2 separate regions of the Homo sapiens genome follow, and region 2 is linked to region 1. Evidence: chromatin loops called from intact Hi-C (ENCODE). Cell type or tissue: A673. All regions are shown on one strand.

The links. Hi-C counts contacts between places; a loop is a spot of excess contacts. Peaks named below come from ENCODE experiments on the same cell type or tissue, not always from the same donor. Only the 100,000 strongest peaks of a DNase experiment are listed, where the experiment ranks them.
Region 2: it touches region 1 in a loop (11-fold over the local background); 4 of 110 quality-filtered maps call a loop at or near these places.

Annotation. Positions count from the first base shown.
Region 1 is chr1:186,354,424-186,359,423 of GRCh38, forward strand. It overlaps TPR (translocated promoter region, nuclear basket protein), which reads right to left. Exons shown (of 51, transcript NM_003292.3): 13 at 4,120-4,227; 14 at 2,974-3,200; 15 at 1,863-2,026; 16 at 1,212-1,345; 17 at 987-1,135. Among named protein-coding and RNA genes, the nearest start is that of TPR, 18 kb to the right of the region's middle. RefSeq lists an enhancer at 223-1,422. In A673, no CTCF peak of the experiment used is centred here; no DNase peak of the experiment used is centred here.
Region 2 is chr1:185,299,702-185,304,701 of GRCh38, forward strand. It overlaps IVNS1ABP (influenza virus NS1A binding protein), which reads right to left. Exons shown (of 15, transcript NM_006469.5): 9 at 1,733-1,862; 10 at 1,271-1,495; 11 at 736-857; 12 at 516-642; 13 at 298-429; 14 at 9-182. Among named protein-coding and RNA genes, the nearest start is that of IVNS1ABP, 15 kb to the right of the region's middle. In A673, no CTCF peak of the experiment used is centred here; no DNase peak of the experiment used is centred here; H3K27ac peaks cover 1,334 bases.

The DNA of each region.
Region 1 (5,000 bases):
CTTCTATAATCCTCAGTTTTATTTTCTTATGTGCTTGAAAGCTGACATAATGGCTGGCTAGAGGTATCAACAGAGAAAAAAGAAGTGCTTTAATTGGGGTTGCTGAACTATTAGATGTATAGGGGTAACTGCCTGCAATATATCCTGCCTGCTATAAAACAGAAACAGTTTTATCATGTACTATATAAAAATAAATATTGTCCTAACAAACTAAACTAACAAGCATTCAATGAATTTAATAACAAATAATCATGAAATATTTATTATTTCTTTGGATGTGACCAAGAAAATTAATTCTCCTAAAACTACATAGCACTTGCTTCTCTTCTACCTAGAATAGAAAAGGTGGAATAAAATTTGCTCTCATTTCTCTCATCATCTGGTGCATTTTTAAAAGAATTAAGTCCTACCGAAACAAGTCCTTTAATCTTAGGAAGGTAAACTACCAACATTCCTCACATGAACTTCAACTTATTTTTATTTTATTTTATTTTTTTGAGACAGAATCTCACTCTCTTGCCCAGACTGGAGTGCAGTGGCCCCAATCTTGGCTCACCGCAACCACTGCCTCCTGGGCTCAAGTGATTCTCCTGCCTTAGCCTCCTGAGTAGCTGGGATTACAAGCATGCAACACTGCCGCTCAGCTAATTTTTGTATTTTTAGTAGAGATGGGGTTTCACCATGGTGGCCAGGCTGGTCTTGAATTCCTGCCCTCAAATGACCCACCTGCCTCGGCTTCCCAAAGTGCTGGGATTACAGGCGTGAGCTGCTGCGCCTGGCTTCAACTTATCAAACAAGCTAAACCCTTAGCACTGCCTAGAGAATCATTAATCAATATGAAAAAAATGAACTACCAGAGGTTCTCATTCTGGAACACAGTTCACAAAAAAAGCAACACTATTGCAAATTAGCTCTTGAATTTAAATGATTTGAATTGTAAAGTATAACATTTAGACTTAATTAATTTGAAACAAAAGAAAACTTACCGTTTAGAAGCAAAATCTAGCTGGGTAGAAATTTTGGTATTTTGTGATCGCAAATCTGTAACTTGTTCTTGAAGTTTCTCAAGCTGCTCATTTTGTATTTTTTCATTTTCTGCTTTTTCTTTTTTGTAGTTCTCAAAAATTTCCTGCAACTAAATATTGGAGATTATGAGAAGGTAACACTGTGTTCTCTAAAAACCTAACCCAGGACAAAGGTGTGATCTTTACCTGTTTAAGGGCAGCCTTAGCCTCTATAGCCTCTGTTGATTCAATAACAGGTACTGGAGCAGGAGTGGAAACAGTCTGTGATGTACTTGGACGTTTTGGAGTTGATGCAAGAGAAACATCATCTAAGCTTGAAGCTTCAGGAAAGTAAAGACTAATAAAATGCTTTGTTGGCTTTCATAAATCAGCTTTAATCTAATGCTTCTTTGCAAATACACTATTATCAAATAAACAAGCTAAACTTATTGAAATGAAACAATAAGATTATAGGAGTTTTTAAATAAGGAATCTACTAAACAATGTATTAAGATTTTTTGATGGTTATTAGAGATAATTCAGTATTTATGGGTTAAAACATAATCCATATTTATGTTTTATTAAAACATATCTGTTTTGGTCATTAAAACATAACCAAAATAAATACTGTAATTCATTGATTCTGAAATGCACCTTTTTCAACAATAGAAAGCATTTCTTTTTAGCAATACATAAAATAATGGTATGTTTTACAGTTGATGGGATGTTATAAGCAATTATATATGGTAGTCAAATTTGAAGCTACCATCATTAGAGTGGCTATTGCTTATGTTGCAAAATTAATCCCTTAATATACATTTCTAAATTATTCCTTAAAATAACTTTATAAAAACCTACCATGTAATGGAATGGCAACTCCTGTTGTTTGTGACAATAAAATACGGTACATATCACGCTGACGAACTATGGAATCAACAAGCTGCATTTGATGCTGTCGTGATTTGCGGAGTTGTTCTAGTTCAGTAAGGGCACTCTCAAGTTTGAGCTGAAGCTCAGTGATTCTGTAGAAAAAGTCGGCCTAATTCACAGGACTGAACTGAGAGTTAACTGATTGTAATTTCTACTGTAATTAACCAAGCATCTTTGCCTACCATTCATCATACCATTTTTGTCTCTCTCATTATTTTTTTTCATGCTGAGTATTTTATGAACTACTTTTTAAATCCCCACCACACAGGACTCAGGTACTTATACTTACCAATGCAATCTGAAAAATTTGTTTGTAAAAATTAAATCAGTTCCACTCACTCCAAACTCTAGTCTTCTTGCTTTCTTAGCCATTCTTCCTCTTCTAGAAGACATTATACATGTATTTTGAAAAAACCTCTGACTAATTCTTACATAGGTTCTCCAGGTTCTCCATGAAGCCGGTCTGCTCCCTGAAATCTAGGACAAGTCCTCTACCGCTATGATCCCACAGATAGGCACTAATCACAGTGAATGCAAATTGTCTACTTGCCTATTTTATTATCTATTTATTACATCTGTCTTACCCATAACCTGAGGTCTTGGAGTAGAAATTTTTTGTTTGGTATTGTTGCTCAATTCTTTCCTCCCTATATCACTATATCCCAAGTATCTAGCACTGTTAGGAACACATAGATTTTTTTTGCGGGCAACAGGGTCTTACCCTGTCGTCCCACTTAGAGTGTGGTGCATGATCATGCTTCACTGCAGCCTCAAACTCCTGGACTCAAGTGATCCTCCCACCTCAGCCTGTCTCCTGAGTAGCTGGGACTATAGACATGTGCCACCACACCCAGCTAATTTTTTACTTTTTTTTGAGACATGGTCTCACTATGTCGTCCAGGCTGGTCTCGACCTCCTGGGCTCAAATGATACCCCATTTAGGCCTCCCAAAACGTTGGGATTACAGGCATGAGACACTGAGCCTAGCTGAGGTTTTCATAAATGTTTGCTCAACAAGCTGAGGTATGTGACTACTTACTTGGATGAAGTTGTTTCTTGTTCTTCTCTTTCTCTGGTTTCCCCAAGCTCTCTAAGGGCCACTAAGAGACGTTGATTTTGTTGTTGAAGCTCTTCAATATTTCTGTAAGATACTAGATGCTGTGATATTACCTCAGATGAACTACTTATATCAGCAGAGCTTACTTCCTCATCACGAATTACGTGGTTACCCCTTGCTTCTTCAAGTTCCATCAAAAGCACTCTAATCTAAAAACAAAGTTTTAATATGTTATAAAATAGTATTAGTTACAATTCTGGACAAGTTTAGAATGAAAGTTTTCAAATTAAAACATTACTTATAAAACCTTCAACTTGTACTGCCTCAAATTATCTTTAAAAATAAAGCATCCTTGGATATTAAAATCTAAACAATCAAATTTTAATAGAATAAAATTACTTTTAAGTATGTATTGAAGGCTATTACTTATTACAAAGTAGCCAAATTACAATTCCCAAAACATGGCTCCAGTTTTGTAAAACAGTGATCAAATAAAACCCACAAATATCTATTTTTTTGTGTGTGCTTTTGTATATATGATAGGGCAGAGCATGAAAAATAGACATTTAAACAAAAAGCATATATATAATGCCATTCATGTGAAATTTTTACATTTGTGCATTGCGTGGATGTACACACACACAAATTAGGGTAAAATATATGAATGAGACATTAATTTATTGATTTGCTTGTTAAGTGTCAGAGTAATGCATACAGTCCAGTCTTACTTCAGTAAAATCAAATAATTCTTACATATGTTTATATATGCTCATGTATATACACATACAGAGAAGGATGTGAAAAAAATACACAACTGTCTGTTAACTTAGCTACACTTTGGGACTTCAGAGGGTAGAGGGGTAGAAATTGGAGAAAGCTTTTATTTATCTTTGAATTATTTCTTCATTTATTACAACCAACACGTATAATTTAAAAATTTATCAAACATTTGAAAAAAGGGAGGGGCTATGAAAAGAAACAATGGGGGTGCAACTCTGCTCGAGTACTATTCCTAATTAATTAGAATTTCATACATGGTAGTTCTATCTTAGGTACCTTCAAACAGATTCAAAGATTACTGGGCAGTCAGGTTTTTAAAAGTAGGAAAACAAACAAAAAAATTCTAACCTGTTGTGAAAGATCTTTTACTTGTATTTCCATTCTTCGATTATCTCTCTCAAGTACAGATGATTGCTTGTTGGCTTTATCAGTGTCCTCCTGCAATCGCTGAATCTCCTTTAAAATGTAAATTCAAGTGAAAATTTTGTACTTCCTTCTAGGATTTATACAAGTAATAAAGACATACAATACTCAAACACCACCAGTAATCAACTTATACACTAAATAAAATCCTACATAATATTGTAGCCACTAAAAAAGAAGTTTTGTATAAATTTGAATATGTTATTTCTCATTCAGACAATAACAAGCTTCAGGTAAAACCCTCACTTTCAACAGAGAGAAAAATTCAAGGAAGATCTAATTGGATCCAAGGGCTCTCTTGCAAACTACACTGCTGGTAAAAAAGTCAATATTCTCAGGCAGGCGGGACTGCTAGACTTCACTTGATGAAGAAGAAAAAAACCAGCTGATATAATAAAGTACTTGGATTTAAACTGACTTCTAAATTATAACAGCAACAGAGATTTAATTTTGAAATAGGGATATATTTATATTCTTTTCCAACAAAAGGGAAACAATTTATCAGTTTAGAAGAGTAGATATAAATTCATTTAACTGAATTTCCTCCATAAAACTTGTTCAAGAAATCTTGACAATTTCCCTCAGTAATGTTAATAGTTGTACCATAAGGCAAAACATTCAGAGTATAACCTCTTTTTCCATCAGTATCTCTTAAAAGGAAAAAATCTTTATGAATTTCATTAACACTTCTAATAAGCAAATGAGCAATAACAAAATAATGCATATAGAGACACGCCAAATTGTGAAATGGTATAAAAAAGGAGTTCTACCTATGGTCAAACAATATTATTATTTCTAGGCAGGCT
Region 2 (5,000 bases), 1.1 Mb before region 1:
ACACTCACCATTAAGAACAGCCACTCCAGCTCCTCGCCTAGCCACATTCATGGGTGCAATTAAAGTCCAGGTATTATTTTCAGGATTGTATCGTTCTACTGTGTTCAGACAATTCCAAGATTCTGCACCTCCGATTATGTACAAATAACCACCAAGCTCACAGACTGCAGACTGGTGTCTCCCTACAAGAAAAGTCAAGTCAAGATTATTGCTACATCTCCCAGACTCTAAGTGTATACTACACATACTGTTGATTTGAAGGTCTTTAAAAAAAAAAAGGAAAAAAAATCAACTTACGAATGTTAAGAGGGGCACAGCTTGTCCACAACTTTGTTACAGGATCAAATACATCACAATTTTTCAGTCCTTTTTGACCATATGGATCAGAGCCACCAACGATGTATAACTTTCCATTCAGAGCACACACTCCTATGTAAGTATAAAATAAAGTTACATATTGATAATTTAATTATCATATTTAAATACTGGATATCTCAGGAGAAAACTATTATTACCTGCATTACAACGGTTAGTTCTCAATTCTGGAACAGGAATCCAGTCATCTATGTTTGAATCATACATCTCTCCACAACTCAGGTCATCTGAGTGGCCATTTGATCCACCTACCACATAGAGCTGGCCCTATGCCAAAAGTGAGAGATGAGAATTTCTAACATCCTGAAGTTACGAGGAAAAAGCTAAATAGGGGTTGCTCCTGCAACATAATGCGCTTACCATGAGTACAGCCATTTGAAATCGGGCTCTTGGTGTTCTCATGGGAGCAAGAAAGGACCAGTGATCTGTATGTGGATTATAGCATTCGACTGTTCGAAGACATTCCTCTCTGTTATAGCCACCTGGTAAAAAATAAAACCATAAAGATTTATGTTTAAAATATTAAACTGGACCACGGTTTCCAGTCCTGTAAGTTTAAGAAATCTGCACAATGAGAAAAAGTATTAAAACTTTTTAAGGATGCCTTAGTTGATCTTTTAACTAAGTGCTTGTAATAGCTGAAAAATCGCATTATCAGTACAAATAAACTGCTTAGTCTTGGCTTGAATATTAGAAAAATTTAGCCATGACATAATTTTTTTAAAAATTAGATACAGACATTGAACTGAAGGTTAGCCATATTCAATAGTATTGTTATTTCCCTATCTTATTGGATTGCCGTGAAAGATGGCATATTAAACCCTCTCTTTGAAAGTTTGCATGTCACAAAAATGCCCATCTACATGCTTAGCCAGTTGAATGCTTCTGTTCTTACCTGCAGCTATGAGTTTGCCATTCATCTCTGCTGTTCCCAGACCAGATCGTGCGTACTGCATAGGAGACATGGGCTTTTCGATTAGCTCATCTTGTTGCATCTCAAAGCTTAAACTCTTACTTAGTTTTGGAGTACTTGTTGGTGAGCTCTGTGGGCTGTTTCTCCCATGAAGAAAAATGACACAGAATATACCATCCAGCACAGCCAGGCACAAGTAAGTGTTATCTGTAAGCACAAGAGTTCCATGTTTAAGATGTAATTATTACTTTTGGTTTGTGTATATGATCCTGAATTGGACTCCAGTCTCCACATCCCAGACTGGAACAATCTGCTCTCGTTTTCCAAATTTAATTGCTTCTGAGTTTTTTCCTCGAGTAGTCAATTTAAGAGGTATTAAATTGGCAACACTCCTTCTTAAAAATAGGTAAGCTGAAAACAATCTGGCAAGTGTCATATACTTACTTGAAGTCTTTTCTGAAGCAACGATTTTCCACTCATGCTTAGGGCTTTGTACTGTAGCATTTGGAGAAGAGAGACATCCAGTTGAACTGCTACTTATCTGCTTATGGCCATTCTCACGTGGTGGCTTTTTCTGCAAAATCAAAAGGTAGCTACAGAAACCTAGCCAAAGACCACATCTGATGTACCTTTGTTCCTGAGCTATTCCACAACACTGAGTATCCTTCACCTATATATGACATTTATAGGACACTAACTTTAACTCAAGCCAACACTTTCCAAATGACACAAATTACTGGCATACTTCCATCTCCACTCAATGATGAGACAACTACGCCTACACAATTAGCCTAGGTAAGAAAAAGCTCAGTTTTAACAATTTGAAAAACATGTTGCAAATCAAGACCTCAGCAGAAGAAAAAACCAATCTATAATTATTTTTATATTAAGTATAGAATCTTTTAAAAGAATGCTATAAATTTAAAATAGTGTGAATTAACAGAGAATACATTTAACCCACTATTTTCATGAAATTGTCAAACCTAACTAAATCATATGTACAGGTATCCTTCATACAATGCCAGCAAAACGTAAGCAGATATAGATTCATCCAGTTTCTCTGAAAGTACTTGACAGGAAAAAAGTGGCAATTACAAGAAACACTTAAAGAATATTTCTTTAGGATTACCTTATAGGTATTATAGAGTGGTTTTCTAGACAAAATTACATCAAAACACAAGAAAATAGTAATCAGAAATGAAACATTACTAAAAACAACCAAATATTCACAAAAGTAGAATATACAGGAATACTAAAGAGGGAGAAATGAACAAAGCTGCCAATTTCCAAATGATTGTAAGAGAACTACTTTACACATGTGTTCTCATGTATGAGTTTTCCTTGATGGCTTCCTTCCAATTACTTTAGCCTTTGCCACTTCCAAAGGATATGATCATATGGAATTGGAAGAGTAAAGACTACTCTGAGAGGAACTGCCAAATGAACAGGTAGCAACTTCAGCACCTGGCCTAGTTTGCTCATCCCACTTGTGCTGGTCCAGATGGCCAGAACACATGGATAGGTAAAATTTCTAATGGAAATTTCTGTTGCTAGTGGAAGCAAAAAGCCATATAACAAGTAATTGAGAAAAAGATTTTGCTAGCTACTTGAAGCTATTAAGAAAAAGCTATATCAAAAGTTAGGCCTGAGTGTGGTTACAACATACGTAGGCTATTTTGAGAAAAGGCAGGGAATGTATCATTATCAATGGTTATGATTAAATTCCACTTAGATGTTTACTATGTACCTAGGTATTACTAGGTACTTTATTTACATCATCTCTTTTAGTCCAGTGAGGGTGATATTATCTACCCATTTTATAGATAAAAATATTGAAACTCAAGAAGATATGCATTGCCCAAGGCAATACAACTAAAATAAAGATTAGGAATTATGAAGATAAACCCCATCCTTTTTATACTATGACAAGTTATGTCATACTATAAAACAGATTTACACTATGACAGGCTGTTTTCCACTGTTACTAAAGTTGTGAATGCATCTTTCATATCACTTTTATACTATGAATATTAAGAATAAAAAATAAGGTTAGACTTATCTAACCTTATCTATTATTATGAATTACAAGGTACATAAAACCTCATCCCAACCTATGGGAAGAAGGGATCCAAATATCACAAATGGATGATGCTTACATTGAGGCTGTACTGAAGTAAAAAAACTGTTCTAATGTACAAACTATAATTAAGAGAAAATGACTGTGAAAGAGAAAGGCCCAAAAGCAATGCCTAATAACAAGCCTAATATAGAAATGCTGATTAAATCCTTTATATGTAAAGAATATATCCCTAAACCTTATTTTACATGACCTCCCAGAGAACTTGACAGTGTTTAGTCCTCCTTCAAACTTTCTTCTCCTACCTTAGGTAGCTTTTACAACATGATTAGATTCTTATTGTCCTCTGACTTTTCTAATGGCTTCTTCTCAACCTCCTTTTTCTATTCCTGAAGTCTAACATGTGTCCCTCGCATCCTCTTCATGATCTCTATTCATGGCATCACATTCTAATGAGTCACACATGTCAGAATCCCACTTATTCTCAAATTCTTTCTTTTCCCTAATCTTGCTAAGCAATCACTAAGGCCTGCTAAGTCAACCTTTGTAAATATAAATGTCTATTTATATATAGACATAAATAAAAAATCTATCCTTTCTCCTTCATGCCCCTAGATTAATCCCTCATCATTTTTTTAAAACCTGAACTACTGCTGGCAATAGTCTATAAACTGGGCTCAAACTTTTATTGATTTTCTGTGTCTGGTTATAAAAATAGGAAGGGTCCAAGGCAACAATTTTAGAAAATAAAACCAGAAATCAGTTGGGATATTCCAGCCCAAAGACTGCCACCTAATAGACTGTTCCCCAGTTTTTCACCATTACTAAAGTGAATGCAAAACTTTCGTATCACTGTATTCTTACCTAAGGCTTCCCACTGCCTATAGGATAAAGTATAAGCCCCATTCAGGGAGCATTTACCTACTTTCCCAGTCTTATGACCTGCAATTCCAAGAGTATCATCCTCACAGATACTCTTTGCTAACACCTCTCCCTTTATCTGCTATGCAGACTCCTCTAAATCCTAACACTGCTCAAAAGTTACCTCTTGTGTGAAATATCCCTGGCTTCTCTCCTGTCTCACTGTGTCCTCTCCTTTAGGCCTTTCGTAGCTACCTCTTATAAGCCTGTATTGTTTTGCCCACTCTTAGAAGGTCCTACAAGCAGAAACTGTCTCTTACACATTTTTGTGTTGCCATACCGAACATTATGGCCTGCCACTTATTGGGCACTCAACCTCTGCATGTTGAAAATGTACTTTTAAAATGTTAACTCAAAATGTTTAGAGTTAAGGGGGAAAATATCCTCAATATATTCAAAATGCACAAACATAGGTTCTCAACTAATTCAAATTCCAAAACTTTTAGAAATATTCACTCACTGTTGCCACAGGACACCTGAGAGAGCTAACACCTGATAATTTGTAACCATATAGGCTACTACTAAGTCTACCACTTACCCTCTGATTTTTAAAGAAAAGCATTCCTTAGTCTGGGCTGAGTCGACTGCTTTATAGCTTGTCCCTCAAAAACATAATTTGAGCTAAAGGCCAAATAAAAATATATACTATATGACCATTTATATAAATTTTTTCAAGCATAGCCAAACTAATTTAATGTGTCAGAAGGTAGGATA